2 separate regions of the Homo sapiens genome follow, and region 2 is linked to region 1. The links are chromatin loops, found by intact Hi-C in ENCODE. Cell type or tissue: PC-9. All regions are shown on one strand. Each heading gives the region's core, and the rest is flanking DNA. Links, peaks and the distances in the headings are about the cores only.

Region 1 (7,429 bases), core at 1,073-6,072:
CCCATTTGTGGTGGTTAATATTGAATGTCAACTTGATTGGAATGAAGGATGCAAAGTATTATTCCTGGGTGTGTCTTTGAAGATGTCATCAAAGGAGATTAACATTTGAGTCAGTGGACTGGGAGAGGCAGACCCACCCTCAGTCCAGGTAGGCACCATCTAATCAGCTGCCAGCCCGGCTAGGATAAAAGCAGGCAGAGGAACGTGGAAAAACTAGACTGGCTGAGTCTTCTGGCCTCCATCTTTCTCCCGTGCTGGAGGCTTCCTGTTCTCAAACGTTGGACTCCCAAGTTCTTTAGCTTTTTTATTCTTGGACTTTTGACCACAGACCAAAGGCTGCACTGTCAGCTTCCCTACTTTTGAGGTTTTGGGACTCGGACTGGCTTCCTTGCTCTTCAGCTTGCAGATAGCCTATTGTGGCACTTCACCTTGTGATCATGTGAGTCAGTACTCCTTAATAAACTCACTTTCATATATACGTCCATCCTATTAGTTCTGTCCCTCTAGAGAACCCTGACTAATACACCATTTCATACTGTAAGACAGGAATCAGGTTCTTTTTTTTTTTTTTTTTTTTTTGAGACGGAGTCTCGCTCTGTCGCCCAGGCCGGACTGCAGACTGCAGTGGCGCAGTCTCGGCTCACTGCAAGCTCCGCTTCCCGGGTTCACGCCATTCTCCTGCCTCAGCCTCCCGAGTAGCTGGGACTACAGGCGCCCGCCACCGTGCCTGGCTAATTTTTTTTTGTATTTTTAGTAGAGACGGGGTTTCACCTTGTTAGCCAGGATGGTCTCGATCTCCTGACCTCATGATCCACCCGCCTCGGCCTCCCAAAGTGCTGGGATTACAGGCGTGAGCCACCGCGCCCTGCCTGGAATCAGGTTCTTAATCAGCCATCTGTTTCCAAATATCCCAAACCTGTGGGTTTCAAAATATTAACTGCTCTGAGAACCCAAGTCATGACTGTGGTATTCAGGTAGAACCCAGACACACGCAGCCCAGGAATCTATCTAAAACACTTCCTGTGAATGGTTCCAATTCTTTAACAAAGATTTAATTGAGAATGAGTGGAATGAAGATCACAACTAGTTTAATGATCACACAAACACAATCATATGTGACCTGGGAAACTATATGGCACATAGTAATGTCTAATTGCTTCTCACTAAGCATTTGCTAAAACCCCTTGACGAGTTGTGGTTAGGGAATTATCTTTGTTCAGATCTGTTTTCGATTTAAAAAAAAAAACAAAAAACTATCCACTGGGATCTTATGTTCTTAAAACCTCTGAATTTTTTTTTTTTTTTTTTTTGACAGAGTCTCTCTCTGTTGCCCAGGCTGGAGTGCAATGGCATGATTTTGGCTCACTGCAACCTCCATCTCCCGGGTTCAAGTGATTCTCCTGCCTCAGCCTCCCGAGTAGCTGGGATTACAGGTATGCGCCATCATGCCTGGCTAATTTTTGTAGAGACGGGGTTTCACTGTGTTGGCCAGGCTGGTCTTGAACTCCTGACCCCAGGTGATCTGCCCACCTCGGCCTCCCAAAGTGCTGGGATTACAGGCATGAGCCACTGCACCTGGCCAAATCTCTGATATTTTCACACAAAAGTCTTCTCTCTGGGTACTAAGATCCTTATTAAAAAGAAGCTTCATTCTCTTTGTCTGTACTTGCTCAAGGTCCATATTTAGATTCGAAATGCAGCCTTTGCTATCTACATTTAAAGGTTGCAATTCTGAATTCTCTAGAGCCTGTGCTTCTACCTTCCCTGCACCACCATAGCAGGAAATAGGCATGGCAGGTAAAGAAAATGAGCAAGGAGACAGATTTGATTTCCAACAGCCTCTCCGGTAAGATGGCTAGATTTAGGAGGGGAAAAAAGTACAAAATTTCCAGTTAAATTTAAATTTTGGAGAAACAATGATTTTTTAAACTAAAAGTATATTGCCTGTGCAATATTTGGGACATACTCCCACTAAAAAAAATCCATTGTTTATTTGAAATTCAAATTCAACTGTATCCCGTATTTCATCTGGCAACTCTACTCTGAAGTTGTATTCTCAGACCCAGACACACTTCGCACGCATACTAAACATGTGCAAATATTTTCACTTCCACAAGGAAATGCCCTCACTCCCACTTTTCCTAAAGCAAAAATGCCCTCTTTGCTCTTGGTCTGCCTTTAACTTCTCTACATTAAACATGGGTCCATAAAATAGTTATTTTCCTCTGATCTGTAGGGTTAGAAAACAGTATCCCAATTAAATGATACTTGGCATCTGGCACCAGACCTGGATTTTAGGGAGTTAGGGGTGCTGGGTTCTGTAGGAAACCAGGTGACGCGCACTCCATCTGAAGGAGGACAAGGTTCACTAGTCAGCGCTCCACTGTCGCCATTTGGGAATGCAGCTTCGGTACTTTGGAAGAGTCCAAAAAAAAAAGCCAAGATATCCTGATTTTATGTGAAAAAACTGCAGACATTTAATCATTGATAACTAGTGCAACTGTTAATCGAAACAAATGCAAGCACACTAAAACAAGCAAACATGCACACACAATGTCTGGGGGCCTCTTCTCAGGGTATCCGACTTGCTGTTGCTGGAGTCCTGCACTTTGGGGCAGAAAGGGAAGGAGAGACCTCTGAAAGAGGCAAATTTGGAAGTTTCTGATAAAAATGGCTCCCTAGGTGGACAGAAACACAGGTGCCATTGTTGTAGCAAGATAATTATTTCCCATTTCATTCCTTCTTCCTGGGTTTCCTCCTCTGCAGTTCCCCAACTTAGCAGGCAGCAGGAGCCTGCTTCCTTGGTCTCAGGCAGGTATGTGGCAAGGAATGAAGGATATAAACAATTGTCTTTCCTGGCTTTTGTTTTCAAAATTCCATGCCACTGAGGGTATTTTCTAGGTGCTCTAGTCTAGAGAGTTTGAGGAGAGAGAGGATAGCCCTGAGGAAAAGGTAAACAGTGGGAGGAAGATTCTCCCAAGCTAAAAAAAGAAATCTCAGACAGTAGGAAGGGGGCAGAGGTTTGTGGTTTCTGGGAGCAGTGGACAAGGTTCCTACATCGTCACTCCCTGGCAGTGCTCCAAGGAGGTGGCTGATCTCAGAGGGGACAGTGGCAGAGGCCACAAATAAACACTGGGCTCCCCAGAGTCACTTTGCAGTCCCACGATCTGAAGGGACCACCAGAAGAGAAAACAGAACTAATGCATCTCTACAGTGCTTGGTGGATAAGGGGGACTCCCTGTTTCAGGGTCCTACAGAAGACCCCGGATCTATCTAATGCCAGGCATGAGAGGAGGCCCCAAATGACCATTGTAGAACACATGAACTGCGCAGTGTAAGGGGAACTTAGATTTGAAATTCACTGATTTTGAAAACACAAAGGAATATGCACAGACTGTTGGGGCTCAAAATATAACACCTCAAAATGAAGGCCTCAGCAGCAGCCTCAGAAGCAAACGTTTCTCTGTCACTTTCTCCTGCCCTCCTGCCCCTCAGTCTACCCTGAGGCTTGCTGTAGACATTAGAATCCTTCTTCCCCAAAGTGGGTTGTAGAAAACAGAACCCATTTGTCAGTTTTGGCTTTTGTTGCCATTGCTTTTGGAGAACACTTGGACACAGGAAGGGGAACATCACACACCGGGGCCTGTTGTGGGGTGGGGAGAGGGGGGAGGGACAGCATTAGGAGATATACCTAATGTAAACGACAAGTTAATGGGTACAGCACACCAACATGGCACATGTATACATATGTAACAAACCTGCACGTTGTGCACATGTACCCTAGAACTTAAAGTATAATAATAAAAAAAAAGAAAACAGACCCCCTTTTCACCAAAGCCGGCCATAAAACCTGAAAATAGTACTCTAACCCCTTCCCTCCTTTCTGTGTAAAAACTAGACTTAAATAAATTATCTGACCTGCTTGATTGCAGGTCATAAGATCCTCATTCCAGAGAAGGTCCTGCCCCACACCCAGAAGGAAGGAACGCTGCTCAGAGAGGCCAAGAAGAATCTAGACAGACAGTCCTTGCTGGTTTTCGCCACTTAGTCTAGTAGCATTAGGTCATAGCCTTTCTGTTCCATCCTCTTTCTACACAGCTGTCCATACTTCCTTAACCTACACATAAAATGGATAGTTCCCCCTATATCCTTAGGTCTTCATGCTGAAGTTCCCCACGTCATATAAAACTATGATTTAATAAACCTGTATGCTTTTCCCCCTATTAATCTGCCTTTGATCAGTTGATTTTCAGCAAACCCTCAGTGAAGGGGAAGTTTTTCCTTTGAGTCGACAAAAAAAAAAAAAAAAAAGGGAATGTCCACCTGACTATATACATTGAAGTTCTTTGTTGCCACCCCTTGAGAATTCCTGTACCAATGTATAATGTACAAATAACATGATTTATTCCTACTCTGGTGGCAGCAGCACAAAGATGGACTAGTTAGACATTTCCCCTCGTTCCATGGAATGAGCATATTTGGTCAAGCCTGGGTTTTTTCACAGACTAAGAGATAGAAACTCTTGAATTACTTGCAATAATAAAAGCCTGTGTCTTTGCCTAGAAAATCCTAAATAACCACTACCAGACAGCTCTTCACCTAGATTACTACTTGTTAAAATTCTGACCTGAGATGGATGTTCCCCATATCCCTAGGTAGTGTTAGCTATATTTAGTATGTGCCTATAGTATAGCATTTACAATTAGTCCTCATAACAAAGGTACTGATATAATAATTATAGTTATTGCTATATTATATAATAATAATGTTTATTATTCCACAAACAAGGGACTAAGACATAAAGAGGTTAAATGACTCCTCCAAGGTCTCACAGTCAGTAAGTTCTAGAGCTAAGACTCAAACCTTCTTCAGTCTTCTAGAGGAAGTCTGGCTCCAGGATCTGAGCTTCTAACCAGCTCCCCCATCATCTGCATCCAGGCCTTTTCATGGGCTCTTCCTGCTGACTGGATGTTCCGGCCTTGACCCGGTCAGTCCTCCCATTCTATGTTCTTAAGGATCATGTACCTTTCCTTTATGACATTTACTGTAATTTGTAAGGATTTTATTATTTTGTCTCCCTAGATAGATTGTGGATGCATACAGAGATACTGTGAAGGCTTTGCATGCTGGGGCCAAGACAACTAGCCATCTCTGCAAGCCCATTCTCCTCTTTGTGGGGAGACACAAGGTGACAGAATTATGCTAGACGCATGCTGCCTAGCTACCTCTACTTCTTAGCCTCCCTTGCAGCTATGTGTGGCCATGTGATTAAATTTTGGCGTATCAAATGTGGCACAAATGCTGGGTGCCACTTCTATTTCTCCTTTCTATTGTTGACAGCTGGAGCCAACTATGACTCAGTGCCCCCCATATAGAGGCTGGATGACAAAGCTGCAGGAGATGGCAGAGGGTGAGGGATGTAGGCCCACGGGACCAAGTGAGGTAGAGCTACCCACCAACCTGAACACTTACCTCAAATTATTACATGAAGAAGTCATTTACTTCAGTCTTTAAACCACTGGATTATTTTGGTTCCTTTGTTACAGCAGCCTAACCTTACCCAAACTCACCACTACGTTTCTGGAACCTAACAGAGTTATCTAGTACAGAGCAGGGGCTCGTCATATATTTGCTAAGTAACCAACTGAACAGTTACTTACAGAAATGTCTTCCCAACTAGTGTGTGCACAGAACTCCTTATAAGTTGGGACTGTATCTTCTACTTGTTTTCTTCTGCATCAAGCACAGCATTGAACACATAGCACGAGGCCAAAGGATGAATGAAGAAATGATAAAAAGAGAAACGCTGGGCATGTACATGGCCACGTTTCTACATCTTTTTACATTTTGCCTGCTACAGAAATGCTTTTCAAATAGTTATAATACATTCTTATATAAACAGCAATTCAACCGGAAGTTCGGATATGAGGTATTTTTATGTAAGTTAATTATTGTATCAAAATAATTGGAGAAAAGGTAGAGCAATGTGTGATGTTTAATAGACTTGGAGTTAGGGAATCTGGCTTCTAGTTTCAGTTCTAGTTCTAGTCATGTCTGTGATCTTGGACAAATCACCTAAATTCTCTAGGTACCAGTATACACATCTGTTAAATGAAAGGAATAAAAACGTTTCCTGTAAGGTTTCCTGGCCAGGCGTGGTGGCTCACGCCTGTAATCCCAGCACTTTGGGAGGCTGAGTGGGGGTGGATCACAAGGTCACGAGATCGAGACCATCCTGGACAACATGGTAAAACCCCATCTCTACTAAAACTACAAAAATTAGCTGGGCTTGTTGGTACATGCCTGTAGTCCCAGCTACTCTGGAGGCTGAGGCAGGAGAATCCCTTGAACCCGGGAGGTGGAGGTTGCAGTGAGCTGAGATTGCACCACTGCACTCCAGCCTGGTGACAGAGTGAGACTCCATCTCAAAAAATAAAAATAAAAATAAAGGTTCCTTCCAGCTCTAAAACTTCATAATTCTACATACTATGCTTTTTTTCCTGGCAATGTATTTTTATTCCTTATAGTTCCTCACTCCTTTTCTTAAACATGACCATCCTCTTCCTGTGTCTTCACATAGCCTTTTCCCTGTGTGTGTGCGCACCTCTGGTATCTCTGTTTGTGTGTCCAAATTTTCTCTTCTTATAAGGACACCAGTTAGATTAGATTAGATCCCATCCTAATGGCCTCATTTTTATTTTAATCACTTATTTAAAGGCCAAAATACAGTTACATTGGGAGGGATTAGGGGTTAGGGCTTCAACATATAAATTTTGGGAAGACACAATTTAGCTCATAACATTCAGGTCATAACAGCAGTCTAGGAAGGTGGAGCTCTAAAGCTCAGTCATTGGCTGGAAGCTGGTGTGCTCATCTTATTAGAACTTGTAACCCGGGAAGGTCAGGGTCAATGATTTCAAGTCTCCTCTTTGGATTGGCAGGAAGTGGGATGTGAGCACAGGATGGGGCTCCGATGTGGTTTCTGGGGGTGGGTGGTGGGGATGGGGCACCAGGGCACTGTGTAAGAGAGATGGGACCCTGACCAGACTCCTTGCTGTAATTGCCTGTTTCTGTGTCTGCATCCCCTCTAGACTGTTATTTTCTGGAAGGGCAGGGACCATTTCTATCTTGTTGATCTTCAAATTCCCCAGTGCCTGGTGCATAGCTGGCATATTTGTGGAATGAATGATTCACTTTTGCAGTCTCTTCCCTGTGTGAAAGTTATTTTATGTATCAGGAAAGCAAATTCTTTTTGCATCTAGAAACTTTCAGCCTCCTCCTGTCTTGATCTTAAAGAGTTTTTGTCTTATTTTTTCCCTTTGGAAATGCTTGATGCTCACCGATATAGGGACCATTTACTGAAGGTTTATCACACACCAGGCACAGTGCTCAGAGCCTCATGAGTCTCTCACTTAATCCTCATGACAGC
Region 2 (7,429 bases), core at 1,395-6,394, 670 kb before region 1:
CCTCCCAAAGTGCTGGGATTACAGGCGTGAGCCACCGCGCCCGGCCTGCCCCCCACATTCTAAAACAGTCATCACCAAGTGAAGCTGCCAGAAAGTTAGCTCTCGTAACTAAAAGTAGCTAATAAAATGTAGTATGACTTTTTATTCCGTACTTATCCCTTTTAAATAATATATTTAAATATTATAAAGATAAAGGAAATGATGTTCTCTTTATACTGGGGAATTATGTTTTTTTTAGATTCTAAGTCCCTATCAATCATCCAAGCAATTAGTGTATGAGTTTGGAACAATCTAATAAATTTCAGGCTGGAGACACACATGATGTTGCATTTTGTTAGCATCTAAGTTCCTCCAATAAACCATAATTCTAGGCTTTGGAATATTTAAATCCTGTGTATCCAGTAACTTAAAGAACAAAGTTTGACCAAGCTTCAGAAAGTCTTCTATTATCCAGCATGTTTTCTTTGTATCGTTTTCATTCCTTTCAGTATCAAGTGATTATTCACTAGCTTAACATCATAAATTAGTTTGAAGTAGGATGTTACACAAACGACTTGGAATTTTCCACAGTCTGCTTAACTTGCAGAAATGTAAATACAGGAAATGTGGACATAAACGGATTTCCTAGGCACAACCTACCCCTAAAATAACTGTGTATACATAACAGCCTCAACAGCTTCTGAACCACAGGCAAATGAACAATTTGCTGGCCTTGTCCTCTTTACAGTTTCCAGAAAGTGCCTTATTAGCAAGGAGGCAAATCAGGTGGTGGGTGGAGCTGGGCAGGGCCCACTGCACTGCAGAAACTGTGTGGTGCAGAATGATGTGGTAGGAGCTGGGTAGAGAGACTACTGCTGCCAGGCTGGGAAGCAACTGGTTTTGCCTCTCACTCATTCTCCAGTGTACTGAATCAGGCACCCAGGCACAGTTAGGCCACCCAAATACTACTACCTCTGCCCTTGCATGATGGAATCATTTAGCTTGAGCTTAAAAAAAATAAATAAATAAAAAGAGGTTACCCACAGGGTCTCTTGGTTACCTCTTAGTGTTTACTTATCTGGATTCCAGTATCACCAGAATATGTGACTTAATATTTACTTATGTATGCTGTCCAAAAAAGCAAAAAACAAACCAACAAAAGTAAAAAATATTTACTTAATATATAAAATCAGACGTGGAAAGACATAAGAACATTTTTCATTGAGAGGTAAGAGCTATTTCATTTTTATTTTATTTTTTATTTTTTTTTTTGAGACAGAGTCTTGCTGTGTCGCCCAGGCTGGTATGCAGTGGTGCGATCTCGGCTCACTGCAACCTCCACCTCCTGGGTTCAAGAGATTCTTATGCCTCAGCCTCCTGAGTAGCTGGGATTACAGGCACCCACCACCATGCCAGGCTAATTTTTTTTTTTTTTTTTTTTTTTGTATTTTTAGTAGAGATAGGGTTTCACCATGTTGGCCAGGCTGGTCTCGAGCCCCTAACCTCAAGTGATCCACCTGCCTCGGCCTCTCAGAGTGCTGGGATTACTACAGGTGTGAGCTAATGTGCGCCCAGCCTTCTTTCATCTTTAAAATGGTAATGGGCAAACACTATTGTTCTTAAAAGTTTTGAAACGTTCACATTTTCATTTGCCTCTTGGAAAGTTTTCATGAACTATTCTTGAGCAAAATTTCAGCTAATGTAAATTGGTACTGCTTTGTCACTTAGTGGAATTTTTTTAAAATTATTTTTATGTATTTTTTATTTCCTCACCTCTTTGAATTCTACACTTAGTGTAAATAAATCACAAATTGATAATTGTTATCTGATAGATTTGGGAATTTGTGACTCAGATTGTATCTAACAAATATTTTGCTGATGAATGAGTAAATTCTATAGCTATCTGTGGAGTTAAAAGAAAAAAACTTTGAAAAGATGGGTGTTTAATCAAACAACTGGTTATGAATTTTTGTTGTGTCAACACTGTTGTATTGTACTGTTGCAGTGCAAAGGTGTAGGAATGTGGGCCATTGATATTCAGGCATTGATGGTGGGTGTTATAGCCTCAGTCATCCTGAAAAATAATCAGATTTACCATGGCAGTATTTGGCAGAAAGGTTTTACAATTATAGCATTTGAGGAGTTTCTAAGATCTTGCCTAGTTTACATCTTTCTGGTCTACAACAAAGGCATAATGATGTCTTCTCATCACCATGCTGGTTCATTCCCGTGGTGTGCTGGAGCTAGCTGGTGTCTGCTCCTGAGCAGGGACTGTGTGCCTCTCTTCCAACTCCACGTTCAGTGACCTGCCGTTTGGTAGCCCAAATTTTGTTTTTATTTATTTATTTCGTTTTTTTGTTTTGGTTCTTTTGGTAGCCTGAATTTTAACGTGTTGAGAGTATTTTCACCATGGAAGTTGGCAAATGCCACAAACCAGGCACCCTCCAGAGCTGGCTGTTAAACACTGACCAGCATCTATATTAGTGTTTGCTCCCCGCCCCCAATCATTCTCCTAATGGCTTAGTTCCTTGTCTGCTGTTAAAGCAGAGGAGAGGCTGGGAAGTCAGGGAGTTAAACATCTGTATTGGGATAGGGAATCCTCTGTGTAGCTCTGTGATCTTGAACAAGTTATATAGCCTCTCTAATACCCAATTTCCTACTTTGTAAAATGGGGTTGATATAGACCCCCCTCAGGGTTGTAAAGATGAAATGAACTGATATATGGTAAGCACCTAATGGTGCCTGGTGGGTACATAGTCAATGCTCAGTAAGTGGTGTTGATTAGGTCAATTTTTTTTTTTTTTTGGCCAGTACTGATATTCATTCAATGGCTATTTGCAAAGTGCTTTTGGTTCCACCTGTATAGTTTTATTTATTTACTTATTTATTTTAATCTTAGTCCCAAATATTCTGAGCTTCCCTTCACCTGTATGTTTTTTTTTAAAATTAATTAATTAATTTATTTTTGAGACAAGGTCTCACTCTGTCACCCAGGCTGGAGGGCAGTGGCATGATCTTGGCTCACTGCAACCTCTGCCTACTGGGCTCAAGTGATCTTTCCACCTTAGCCTCCCAAGTAGCTGGGACTACAGGTAGGTGCCGCCATGCCTGGCTTTTTGTATTTATTTTATTTTTTATTTATTTTTTAATTTTTGAGACAGAGTCTCATGCTATTGCCTAGGCTGGAGTGCAATGGCATGATCTCGGCTCACTGCAACCTCCACCTCCCAGGTTCAAATGATTCTCCTGCCTCAGCCTCCTGAGTAGCTGGGATTACAGGCATGCACCACTATGCCTGGCTAATTTTTATATTTTAGTAGAGATGGGGTTTCACCATGTTGGCCAGGCTGGTCTTGAACTCCTAACCCGAAGTGATCCACCCGTCTCAGCCTCCCAAAGTGCTGGGATTACAGGCATGAGCTACCACACCCGGCCAATTTTTGTATTTTTTGTAGAGACAGGGTTTCACCATGTTGCCCAGACTGGTTTCGAACTCCTGAGCTCAAGTGATCCATCCTCCTCGGCCTCCCAAAATGCTGGGATTACAGGTGTGAGCTACCGTGCCTGGCCTCCACCTGTATGGTTTTAAATGTACAGATAAGCAAGAATAGAACACGACCCTGGAATTCCAAGTTTTCAGATCACGTGTTTGATGTCATGTGGACTCCACACCTGGGCCTTTGACATAGTCTCAATTTGCCATCAATAGACAGAGTCCCCAGGTCTGGTCTTCTCTTCAGTCAGAGCACCTAGAGCACCTTCATATCGCCACCTCCCTATCTTCCTAAATATCCTCCTCATTCTTTCATTGCCTTCCCTTTCTCCACAGACAGGCAAACAACCTTCTTCCCAGCGCTTCTCCTCTGTGTTTGCTCCGATGCCTGGCATGTGGCTGTCTGAGGTTCAGAATTATTCTCAGACCTGTGTAACAAGAACTCTAGGATGAGTCACCTGGTGCCTGCTTTTTTATACCCTCAGGCCAAGGCAGGGAGGCCTGATTTCCCTGGCAGAGTTAATTGTGTGGCAAAAGTGCTGCCCAAGGTTATGAGCTGTCTCTGCTTTTTTCCCCATTACTGGTTCCCATTCCTGTCTCTCTGCCCATTCAGCATTGTGCTCAGAAGGGCATCCTCCACCTCAACATTCCTGTAGTGTGAAAAATGGTTATTGTAGGAAAAGTGGTAATGCTAAATTCGAAACCCTTCAGGTTTTTTTTTTTTTTTTTTTTTTTTTTTTTTACCCAGGCTGGAGTGCAGTGGCGTGATCTCAGCTCACTGCAAACTCTACCTCCTGGGTTCAAGTGATTCTCCTGCCTCAGTCTCCCGAGTAGCTTGGATTACAGGCACGCTGTACCATGCCCAGTTAATTTTTGTATTTTTAGTAGAAACAGGGTTTCACCATGTTGGCCAGGCTGGTCTCGAACTCCTGAGCTCAAGTGATCTTCCCGCCTCGGCCCACAGAAGTCCTGGAATTACAGGCATGAGCCACTATACCCAGCCTAAATCCTAAACCCTTCAGGTTCTTGCAATACCAGTGACATTGAAATTGAATTAATTTGGAATAAAGGCATTTGCTGTAAGGGAGGCTATTTTTTTTTTTTTTTTTTTTTTGAGAAGGAGTCTCACTCTGTCACCCAGACTGGAGTACAGTGGCACGATCTCGGCTCACTGCAACCTCCGCCCTCTGAGTTCAAGCGATTCTCCTGCCTCAGCCTCCGGATTAGCTGGGATTACCGGCGTCTGCCACCGCGCCTGGCTAATTTTTTATATGTTTAGTAGAGACAGGGTTTCACCATGTTGGCCAGGCTGGTCTTGAACTCCTGACCTCGTGATCCACCTGCCTCGGGCTCCCGTAGTGCTGGGATTACAGGTGTGAACCACCGCGCCTGGTCGTAAGGGAGGCTATTAACTTCTTTTTCTTTTTTTTGAGACGGAGTCTTGCTCTGTTGCCCAGGCTGGAGTGCAATGGCGCAATCTTGGCTCACTGCAACCTCTGCCTCCTGGGTTCAAGCGATTCTCCTGCCTCAGCCTCCTGAGTAGCTGGGATTACAGGCACCCACCACCATGCTTAGCTAATTTTTGTATTTTTTAGTAGAGATGGGATTTCATCATGTTGGTCAGGCTGGTCTCGAACTCCTGACCACAGGTGATCCACCTGCCTCGACCTCCGAAAGTGCTGGGATTACAGGCGTGGGCCACTGTGCCCGGCCCTATTAACTTCTTTATACTCCAGTTTAAATACTAAGTGTTCGCAAAACTTAAAAAATTCCTGTTTTCTGCACACACAGGCTCCTTGTGGAATTCTTCAAACACTTACAAGTGCATCATTTTCAACGTGATCGGTTTTTTAATACTTAAATTTCAGAGCTGTTTACAAATGTAGAAACACTCAAAATGAGTTCAAGTTGTTTCATGTTGGGAGCTCTTTTGCCATCAGTTTTAAAGTGAGCAGCCTGAAAATGAAAAAAATTAAAGCTTGGCACTAATAGAAAATAGAACATGTTGGCCAGACATGGTGGCTTACACCTGTAATCCCAGCACTTTCGGAGGTTGAGGCAAGAGGATTGCTTGAGCTCAGGACTTCAAAACCAGCCTGGGTAACATAGCAAAACCCTGTCTCTAAAAAATAAAAAAAAAGAACATGTCAAACAGTATTTTCCAACTCATTTAATTAATTGAAAGACTGTACCTGAAAAATGTTTTACAGAAACCCTTTTTTGTTAAAATAATTTACCACAATTAATATACCCTAGATACCCTATTATTTCCATAAAGTATTCCTAGAGATCAATAATATTGTTCAGTTTTCTTTTTCTTTTTTTTTTTTGAGACAGAGTTTCACTGTTGTTGCTTAGGCTGGAGTGCAATGGTGTGATCTCGGCTCACCGCAACCTCCGCCTCCTGGGTTCAAGTGATTCTCCTGCCTCAGCCTCCTGAGTAGCTGGGGTTACAGGCATGTGCCACCATGGCCGGCTAATTTTGTATTTTTAGTAGAGATGAGGCTTCTCCATGTTGGTCAGGCTGGTCTCGAACTTCTGACCTCAGGTGATCCGCCCGCCTCAGCCTCCCAAAGTGCTGGGATTACAGGCGTGAGCCACCGTGACCGGCCTCAGATTTTTATCATAATATTTTCAGCAGATAATAAAATCTCAATTATTAGAAAATAAAGTGATGTGTTTATGTGTATTTAACATGCCAATATTAGAATTTTCAAACGCGATTTATTTTTATTTTTTTTTTGAGACCGAGTCTTGCTCTGTTGCCCAGGCTCGAATGCAGTGGCATGATCTCGGCTCACCATAACCTCCGCCTCCCTGGTTCAAGAGATTTTCCTGCTTCAGCCTCCCAAGTAGTTGGGACTACAGGCACCTGCCACCATGCTAGGCTAATTTTTGTATTTTTAGTAGAGATGGGGGTTTTACCATGTTGGCCAGGCTGGTCTTGAACTCCTGACCTCAGGTGATCCTCCCACCTCCACCTCCCAAAGTGCTGGGATTACAGGTGTGAGCCGCTGCACCCGGCCTCAAACATGATTTTAGATCTTTTTTTTTTGTTTTTGTTTTTCTTTTTCAAAGTAGTCATTCTTCACTGAGAAGGAACACATACCAAGGTTAGTGGGTTCGATCATTTGAAAAATGGCAGCACCATTCATTTTAAACATTTTCTGGCTTTTTACTATGGAATCTCTCATGGTATAAAAATAAATTTTAGATTTTTCAGAGCCAAAATGAAAATACTTTAGAACAAAATCAGGCCAAATCTTTGGAATTCAAAGTGGCTGAACACCTAAAAGAAACAGAATATAAAACTCGCCAATTACGTGTCTTCCCAGAGGTCTGGACAGAATTTCTTTCTAATAATTTGGACATTTCTTCCCTTTGCCAGTGATACGGGAACAACACCTCCAGAGAGTGGTATTTTTGGATTTATGATAAACTTCTCTGCATTTCTTGGTAAGTACACAATAATTATTATAAATAATTGAAAAGCTCACAATTCCAAGTGAAGTTGATGTGTCATTTGTAGTTTTCATATAATTTTTATTTTATTTTATTTATTTTTTCTGAGACAGGGTCTCTGTCATCCAGGCTGGAGTGCAGTGGCGTGATCACGGCTCACTGCAGCCTCAACCTGCCAGGCTCAAGCAGTCCTCCCACCTCAGCCTCCGGAGTAGCTGGTACTACAGGTGCACACCACCACGCCCAGCTAATTTTTTGTAGTTTTTTGTAGAGATGGGGTTTCACCATGTTGCCAGGCTGGCCTTGAGCTCCCGGGCTTCAGTGATCCACCTGCCTTGGCCTCTCAAAGTGCTGAACTTATAGGTGTGAGCCACTGCACACGGCCTTGTGTATAATTTTTTTAAAAGCACAATCTTTGCAGCTAGATTTTTGTCCTATTTTGAGAAACTGAAGTTAAAAGATATAAAAAATTATGGCTTTATTAGAGAACTATAC

What was found. Peaks named below come from ENCODE experiments on the same cell type or tissue, not always from the same donor. Only the 100,000 strongest peaks of a DNase experiment are listed, where the experiment ranks them.
Region 2: it touches region 1 in a loop (4-fold over the local background); 1 of 110 quality-filtered maps calls a loop at or near these places.

The regions. Positions count from the first base shown.
Region 1 is chr12:102,560,211-102,567,639 of GRCh38, forward strand. The region is part of intron 11 of LINC02456 (long intergenic non-protein coding RNA 2456); the gene reads left to right. Among named protein-coding and RNA genes, the nearest start is that of IGF1, 83 kb to the left of the region's middle. In PC-9, for the core only: no CTCF peak of the experiment used is centred there; DNase peaks (open chromatin) are centred at 2,951 and 4,011; H3K4me3 peaks cover 1,917 bases; H3K27ac peaks cover 4,648 bases.
Region 2 is chr12:101,891,003-101,898,431 of GRCh38, forward strand. DRAM1 (DNA damage regulated autophagy modulator 1) reads left to right here. Exons shown (of 7, transcript NM_018370.3): 2 at 6,861-6,928. Among named protein-coding and RNA genes, the nearest start is that of DRAM1, 17 kb to the left of the region's middle. In PC-9, for the core only: no CTCF peak of the experiment used is centred there; a DNase peak (open chromatin) is centred at 3,969; H3K27ac peaks cover 1,537 bases.